Regions from separate parts of the Homo sapiens genome. Here region 1 is linked to region 2. A link is an interaction called in ENCODE POLR2A ChIA-PET data of the cell type or tissue named here. Cell type or tissue: Panc1. All regions are shown on one strand. Each heading gives the region's core, and the rest is flanking DNA. Links, peaks and the distances in the headings are about the cores only.

Region 1 (3,273 bases), core at 774-3,273, 130 kb after region 2:
ATCTGAGGTCCTGTGAGGATGAGTTCTGGGCACCCCAGGAAGGATGACTGTTCCCAGGTTCTCATGCAAAGTGAAGCAGGATGGAGGATGGTCCAGGTGATGGACTTATCATCAGAGTCCCGAGTGCTGCCGCAGCCCTGCTCCATCCAGCAGATCACACAGCCTCACTGAACCTCAGCTCCTAATGTGTAAGTGGGAGCAGTACCACCCACGCTATATATTCTGAAAGGTGCTTTGAAGCCGGAACGTTATTACTATATTGTATGTCAAGGTGTGTTGTAAACCACAAAAATTTATTTAATAAGTGCTGTCAAGCGTGGTATCTCACTTGCAAGTCTCACTGGGACAGAGAAATAAGGTCAAGATAAGAGGAATGGCAAGAACAGTTGCTGAGTTGATTCTTTGCAAGATTTTGGAAAGAAGGAAAAGTCAGCTACTCAACAAAACCAACAGCCCCTTGCCCCAGTGAATCTTGGGCAACATCACAGCTGCTGAGGGATAACGTTTTGTGCAGAGACAGACCTGGCTGGCTCCGTGAGGCAGAAGGCTGCAATGTGCTCCCCGGACGCCAGTTTAGGCAAGTATTTGGCTTTCTGCTCCTCAGTGCCAGCCAAGATGATCCCCTAAACAAAACAGACACAGACTAATGTCAGCTGTGGGGAGAAAGGAGAGCATGAGGTGTTTGTGAAACATTTCCTTTCTGAGGCAAATATTTACTTCGGGCAAGAGAAGACAGCAAGAACTCAGAGCAAGCGGCCACAGGCAGAGCCCAGGGAGCCAAGCTGCTGAGGAGACGGTCAGGGCGCACATGCCAGTGCCGTGAGCCTGTGCAACCCACAGTGCTTTGCAGTCTGTGTCCAAAACTTTCATATCAGTTCCTTCATTTCCCAGACTAGTGGTCTTGGGCAAAGGATATCCCTTTCCAAAGAAAGCCTCCTCCATCTTGTCATCCACAAACTGGGCCACTCCCACCCACTGACAGGGTCTGGATGATGCAATGTGAAGACACAGGAGTGCTGGAACCAAGCCTATCCTAAAGAAGGTGCTCAGTGTCAGGGCTGTCCCACCTGCTGCCCTCCCAGTGCCACAAAGACAGTCCCCCTCTTCACTAAACATCTGCATGAATGTGTGCGCTCTCTGGGGTGGGGGAGCCGAGCATGGTGTGCATTCAGCTCTCTTTGATGTCAACATTAAGCAGAAATAATCTGAGTAATGAGATTGCCAGTAAGGGCGGTTGACCCTGGGCCTGCCCTAAGGTGCTCCAAGCCCAGTGGGGAGAAGGTGGCTTGCATAAAGAGTGGGGGCATGCTCAGGCTGAAGGACGAAGGCTCAGGAGAGACCACTTCCAGCCCAAGGCGAAGGCAGTGGCACCCTACCTGGGCCTTGAAGGGTGGATCAGAGGCAATGGGGACAGGAGGTGGATTCAGAAGGAAGGGACATGCGACCCAAAGGCCACTGCGCATGTGGGCAGTGTGTGAGGATTGAGCACCATGAGGTGTGGCCAGAGTGAGGGAACTGAAGGGCAGGGCTGAAGGTCAGATATCAGGCCCAATTCAGAGGGAGCAAGCCTCTGGCCTCTATGCCTCCATGTGACTCCAGAAGACCTACAGAGAGCACCACACAGAATCCCCAGATACCTGACCTTGAGGCCAATAGCCTGGTGCGCTGCCAGGGTCACAGTGATGGACCCATCCATGCTGATGATCTCCCCTAGTCTTGAGTACATGGTGTTGGAGAAGCCCAGGCCACCTAGGAGAGATGGACCAGCGTCAATCACAGCCCAGCCCTAGATTCCTCCCATTAAGGCTTCATTGGCTTTTTTTTTTCTTCTGATTATAAAGTAATGCCAGATCACCATATTAAAAAAAAAAATCACAATACAGGCCGGGCATGGTGGCTCACACCTGTAATCCCAGTACTTTGGGAGGCTGAGGCAGGCAGATCACCTGAGGTCAACAGTTCGAGACCAGCCTGGCCAACATGGCAAAACCCCGTCTCTACTAAAAATACAAAAATTAGCCAGGTGTGGTGGTGTGTGCCTGTGGTCCCAGCTACTCAGGAGGCTGAGGCATGAGAATCACTTGAACTTGGGAGGCAGGGATTGCAGTGAGCCAAGATCGCACCACTGCACTCTAGCTTGGGCAACAGAGAGAGACTCTGTCTCAAAAAAAAAAAAAAAAAAAAAATCACAATACAGAAAGGTACAAAGTAAACAAAAATCGAGGGCTGGGCACAGTGGCTCACGCCTGTAATCCCGGCGCTTTGGGAGGCTGAGGTGGGAGGATTGCTTGGTTCCAAGAATTCAAGACTAGCCTGGGCAACATAGCAGGACCCCAGCTCTACAAAATAAAAAAAATTCACCAGGCATGGCGGCGCACGCCTGTAGTCCCAGCTACTTGGAAGGCTTAGGTGGGAGGATTGTTTGAGCCCGAGGAATTCAGGGCTACAGTGAGCTATGACCACACCACTGCACTCCAGCCTGGATGACAGAGTGAGACCCTGTCTCAAAAAAAAAAAAAAAAAAAGCTCGCAATCTTGTGCCTCAGAAAGCGCATTTCTGTGTATATCCTTCCATCCACACTTTTTCTAGGCATACAAGCATATGTAGATATATACTTTAAATATGAAGATATCTACACACACATCGAATCAATTAACATGTAGTGAGAATCTTCCATCACAGCTGTAGGTCTTTATAAATGCAACAACTATAGTGTGACCCACTGCCCAGTATCCAGAGGACTCCAGGACAGAGCTTTTCCACTGTGGCACTGTAACATTTTGGAATGGATTGTTTTCTGTTTTGGGGGTCTGTCCTGTGGATTGTCAGATGCTTAGCAGCATCCTTGGCCTTTATAATTTTATATCAAAAGGGCCTGAGGGTAAACACAAATGGCACACATGTGTGTGGTCTATCCCTTTGAACCTTGAAGGTCTACCTTGCCTTCTACACACTGCTTGCCTGTCCCTTTAACCTCTGCAGAATTCAGGTGACCAACTCGAGAAAAAGCGTAAGGGAGGCAAGTTGTAGTGACTGGCCAACTCTAATAAGGCAGAACCGCCACTTGGGGGCTAAAAACATCACTAGGATGCTCAAAGAATTACAGGGACAGTCCATAGGACAAAGGACCCTGCTCAAAGGTTCCCACTGGTCCAATCTCCCACCTCGATGTGCCTTGCACTCTACAGCCAGCCAGACCACATGCCTCATTCCTCTGTGCTAGGATGAGAAGCACAGGACCCGAGAACACTTCCTCCCTACAGGTCCTTCAG
Region 2 (4,168 bases), core at 627-3,126:
AAAAATCTATCATAACATGCAAATATTCACTAATAAATGGGCCACTTATTAAACTGGCCACTTTATACTAGCATCTGTCCCTCATCCATCTCGTCGTAACAACCCGATAGAACCCAATATGAAGCAAAACCACATCTTGGAAAAGGGGAGGCCGAGTGGTGTTGGTCAGGGGGACACGGGAGAACTCGAATCGCAGGCAGAGCCACTGATGCGGGGCTGTGGCAGGGCTGGACTGGAATACAACCGAGGAAGTGAAAACCAGCAGGATGAGCACCAGCCAGGAGCATCAGGAGAGTGCTCTGCTGCACGAAGAAAACCTTTAAAAAAGCCAATGAGGCTGGGCACAGTGGCTCACGCCTGTAATCCTAGCACTTTGGGAGGCCAAGGCGGGTGGATCACGAGGTCAAGAGATTGAGACCAGCCTGGCCAACATGGTGAAACCCCATCTCTACTAAAAATAGAAACATTAGCTGGGTGTGGTGGCACGTGCCTGTAATCCCAGCTACTCGGGAGGCCAAGGCAGGAGAATCGCTTGAACCTGGGAGGCGGAGGTTGCAGTGAGCTGAGATCATGCCATTGCACTCCAGCCTCACGACAGATCAAGACTCTGTCTCAAAAGAAAAGAAAAAAAAAAGAAAAAAGAAAAGCCAACAAAGGCCTGAGATATTTTTGCAAAAGGGACCCTCCTCATGGTAAAGCTGCAAAAAGAAAACTTCCAAAAACAAAAAAACAAAACCCATAAAGGTAAGCGTGCACCACTGTGTTCTCACAGTTTTGTTGGAAAAATCACTCCAAAAGGAATAAAAGTCCTAAGTCATTCTGTGTTTGGTCTAAGAATGAGAGCACTGTACTCCAGTCATGGAGATTATTTTTTTTAAGAATGAAATGGCTAGACTGGGCACGGTGGTTCACACCTGTAATCCCAGCACTTTGGGAGGCCGAGGCAGATGGATCACTTGAGGTCAGGAGTTAGAGACCAGCCTGGCCAACATGGTGACACCACATCTCTACTAAAAATACAAAAATTAGCTGGGTGTGGTGGCGGGCACCTGTAATCCCAGCTACTCAGGAGGCTGTGGCGGGAGAATAGCTTGAACCCAGGAGGTGGCGGTTGCCGTAACCTAGATCGCACCACTGTACTGCAGCCTGGGTGAAAAGGTGAGGCTCCATCTCAAAAAAGAAAAAAAAAAAAAAGAATGAAATGGCTGAAAATATTACCTGGTCTTATTAAATAGTATGACAACTCATTTTCATACATTGTAGCTTTATTTTTCAATCTCCAAAGAGTCCCCATTTTATTTTTATTTTATTATTTATTTACTGAGATTGAGTCCTGCTCTGTCACTCAGGGTGGAGTGCAGTGGCGCGATCTCAGCTCACTGCAACTTCCACCTCCTGGGTTCAAGCGATTGTCATGTCTCAGCCTCCCAAGTAGCTGGGACTACAGGCGCCCGCCACCATGCCCGGCTAACTTTTGTATTTTTAGTAGAGTCGAGGTTTCCATGTTGCCCAGGCTGGTCTCGAACTCTTGACCTGAGGTGATCCGCCCGCCTCGGCCCCAGAAAGTGCTGAGATTACAGGCGTGGACCACCGCACCCGCCCTGAGTCCCCATTTTACATGTTTTACATGGACTCGCTGAGTGGACTTCCTATGACCAAATATTATTGGAACACAAAGACCCCTGCTCGGGAGGTGCCATTCGGAGCCATGGCCCCTTGCTGAGCCTCTCACTGCGCAGGTGGAAGCCCTGCAGCACCCAGGAGGGGCAGGCAGGGAGCCTCCCGCGGCTGATCCGCGTGACTGGGGTGAGCCCCCGCGGAGAGTCTGGGCAGGTGAGGGGCGCGGGCTCCCGGCCCGGGCTCCGTCAGGTGGACTTGGCACTTGGAGGGCCCGCGAGCCCAAGAGGGGAGCCAGCCGGCAGCGCGCACAGCCCAAACGGGGCACGGGCGCCGGGGCCCCCTGCAGCGCCTCCCCATGGCCAGCTCCCCGCCGGCACCTCGGCTGCGAGCACCGCCGCCGCCCGCGGGGCCTCCCCGTGCTCATCAGCATAACCCCACCCTGGCCACCGTGAGTGGCCCAGGGCTGCACGGGTAGCCAATGAAACACAAGGAGCGTCTGCAGGCGTCTGCAGGCGTTTCCGGCGTTTCGCTGACTGCCTGAGGGCGCGGAGCATGATGACCGACGAAGCGGGAAGTTGTGCCTCTGAGGGGGCCGTCCGGAGATGCTTGGGGGCTGCAGATAGAGCCCAAAGATGACGGCAAAAGAAACAGGACCCTTAGTAACATCAGTTGAGCTGCTGGATCAGGCTTTGCCTAAAGCCAGGGCTAACCCTGGAATTTCGTGTTTTTTGAGCCCATGACTCTGATTCATAAAATCCTGCATTCAGGGTCCCCCAGTGCAAGCCGAGAATGGGCACGTTGCTTAGCAGCAACCAGTGTGAAAACCCCCGGGTGGGGATTCTTGCTTCAATGTGAGACCGCGTGACTACAGCTTAGGTCATAATAGTTGAGATCTCACTGGGGAGGTGCCAGTATCTCCCTACTCCACAGGCTCCAGACTACAGCCTGGAGAAGAAAAGACACAAGGGAATAAGGTCACTGTCTCCAAGACTCAAGGGTAGAGGCAGGTACCTGGTTATATGGCCCCATAGGGAGGTGTTTAACTGGGGTGAGACAGCAAAGATGGGAGTTGGTAATCAAAGGGAGGCGATTTTAGCTCACTGGGAGGAACAACTTTCTCGCAGGAACTGCTGATGAAGAATGATGGATGTGCTGTGGAAGGCAGTGAGCTTCTTGGCAGAGGAGGTATGTCAGCAGGTAAGGGACTTCAGCGGCTGGAATTGTGAATACAGTTGGAGGTTGAATTAGACATTAATATTGAAATCTTTCCACTATGAGATGCTGCTGCTTCTTCTATTCCCTAAATCATTTAAGGGTTTCAACAAGCAAAATGAGATGGAGGGACAGCTTTTACCCCCAGGGGCCTGTTTAAATGTTTCCTGGCACAGGCTGCCTGGGGTGGACTGGATCCCCACACTCCACCTCCTAGCACTTGCATGTGTCTTAGAAAGCCTGCTCCAGGCACAGCTTCCTGCACGGACAGCAACGACAATACCAACTAAACCCTTCAGAATGTTCTGAAAGCTGTTCTCAATATTTCAAACATCTTCCTCATGAAAACCCTATAACAGGTAAGGTCATTATCTCCATTTACAGAGGAGGAAACCAAAGCACTAAGAGCTGGAGGAAGCTGCTGGAGCCGCACCGCGGGAGAGGTGGGGTCTGCACTCAGGCGGGAGGCTCCAGGCCCACATGCCAGGCACAAGGGAAGCTTGGAAGGCAGGCTCTGGAATGACCCGGCCCAGCTGCCGTTGTCAGTGGGTAACTCCAGGTCACAGGCAGTGAAGCTGGGAAGAGAACAGAGCCATCTGGAGAGCAGGACAGATGAGGACACTCTTTGGAATTTTCCAAGAAGTAAAATGTGGCTACAGAGAAATGGAACAAGTGCTTCCTCAGGGAGCCCTGGGGTGTGCTACTGTTGTCTAGTGACCAGTATTCAACTGCTTCTCCCATTGCCCCTCTCTCTGCTGGATTATTCAGCAGATCAGCCACCCCTCATCACACTCACATGCTATAATAGCTCCACCTTCAAACAAGCAAATACACAAAACATCCTCTGACCATATGACTTTCCCAGCTACCACCCTTACTCTGCCCTACTTGACAGAAAACTTGAAAGCACTGTGCCTACTACACATGCTGCCCCAATCATGTCTTGGTCCCCGTCACATCACCCACGGCACTGGGCTGCCAAGCCCAATGGCCAGTTCTCAGCACGCATTTGACTTGGCCTAAAGAGAAAGGATTGGACATCAGATTCCTCCCTCGCTTACACACTCTTCCCGTGGCTTCCGGGAGACTGCTCTCCTCTGGGATTCCTCCTGCCTCCCTGGCACTCTTCGCCATTTTGCCTCTCCGTCCCGACCCCTAATGCCGGTGAGCCCTGGGATGCCCTCTGAGGACCTCTTCTCTCCTCAGTGTGCACTCGCTCTAGGAGGAGTCTCAGCCAACGCCATGGCTTTGCGTGCCCATGACTTCCTACTTCTTATCTCCAGCTCTGGCCTCTCTCTTGAACCTCGGGCTCAGATCCAGTTCCTGACAAGCGCCC

The links. ChIA-PET counts read pairs that join two places held together with the same protein. Peaks named below come from ENCODE experiments on the same cell type or tissue, not always from the same donor. Only the 100,000 strongest peaks of a DNase experiment are listed, where the experiment ranks them.
Region 1: POLR2A ChIA-PET joins it to region 2 with 11 read pairs; 3 of 35 experiments call an interaction of 5 or more read pairs at or near these places.

Annotation. Positions count from the first base shown.
Region 1 is chr3:128,893,786-128,897,058 of GRCh38, reverse strand. It overlaps ACAD9 (acyl-CoA dehydrogenase family member 9), which reads right to left. Exons shown (of 18, transcript NM_014049.5): 4 at 1,643-1,749; 5 at 523-623. Among named protein-coding and RNA genes, the nearest start is that of ACAD9, 16 kb to the right of the region's middle. In Panc1, for the core only: no CTCF peak of the experiment used is centred there; no DNase peak of the experiment used is centred there.
Region 2 is chr3:129,025,108-129,029,275 of GRCh38, reverse strand. The region is part of intron 2 of EFCC1 (EF-hand and coiled-coil domain containing 1); the gene reads right to left. It also overlaps a transcript of CFAP92 not described here. Among named protein-coding and RNA genes, the nearest start is that of EFCC1, 26 kb to the right of the region's middle. RefSeq lists a silencer at 1,711-2,200. In Panc1, for the core only: a CTCF peak has its summit at 1,978; a DNase peak (open chromatin) is centred at 2,065; H3K4me3 peaks cover 1,379 bases; H3K27ac peaks cover 898 bases.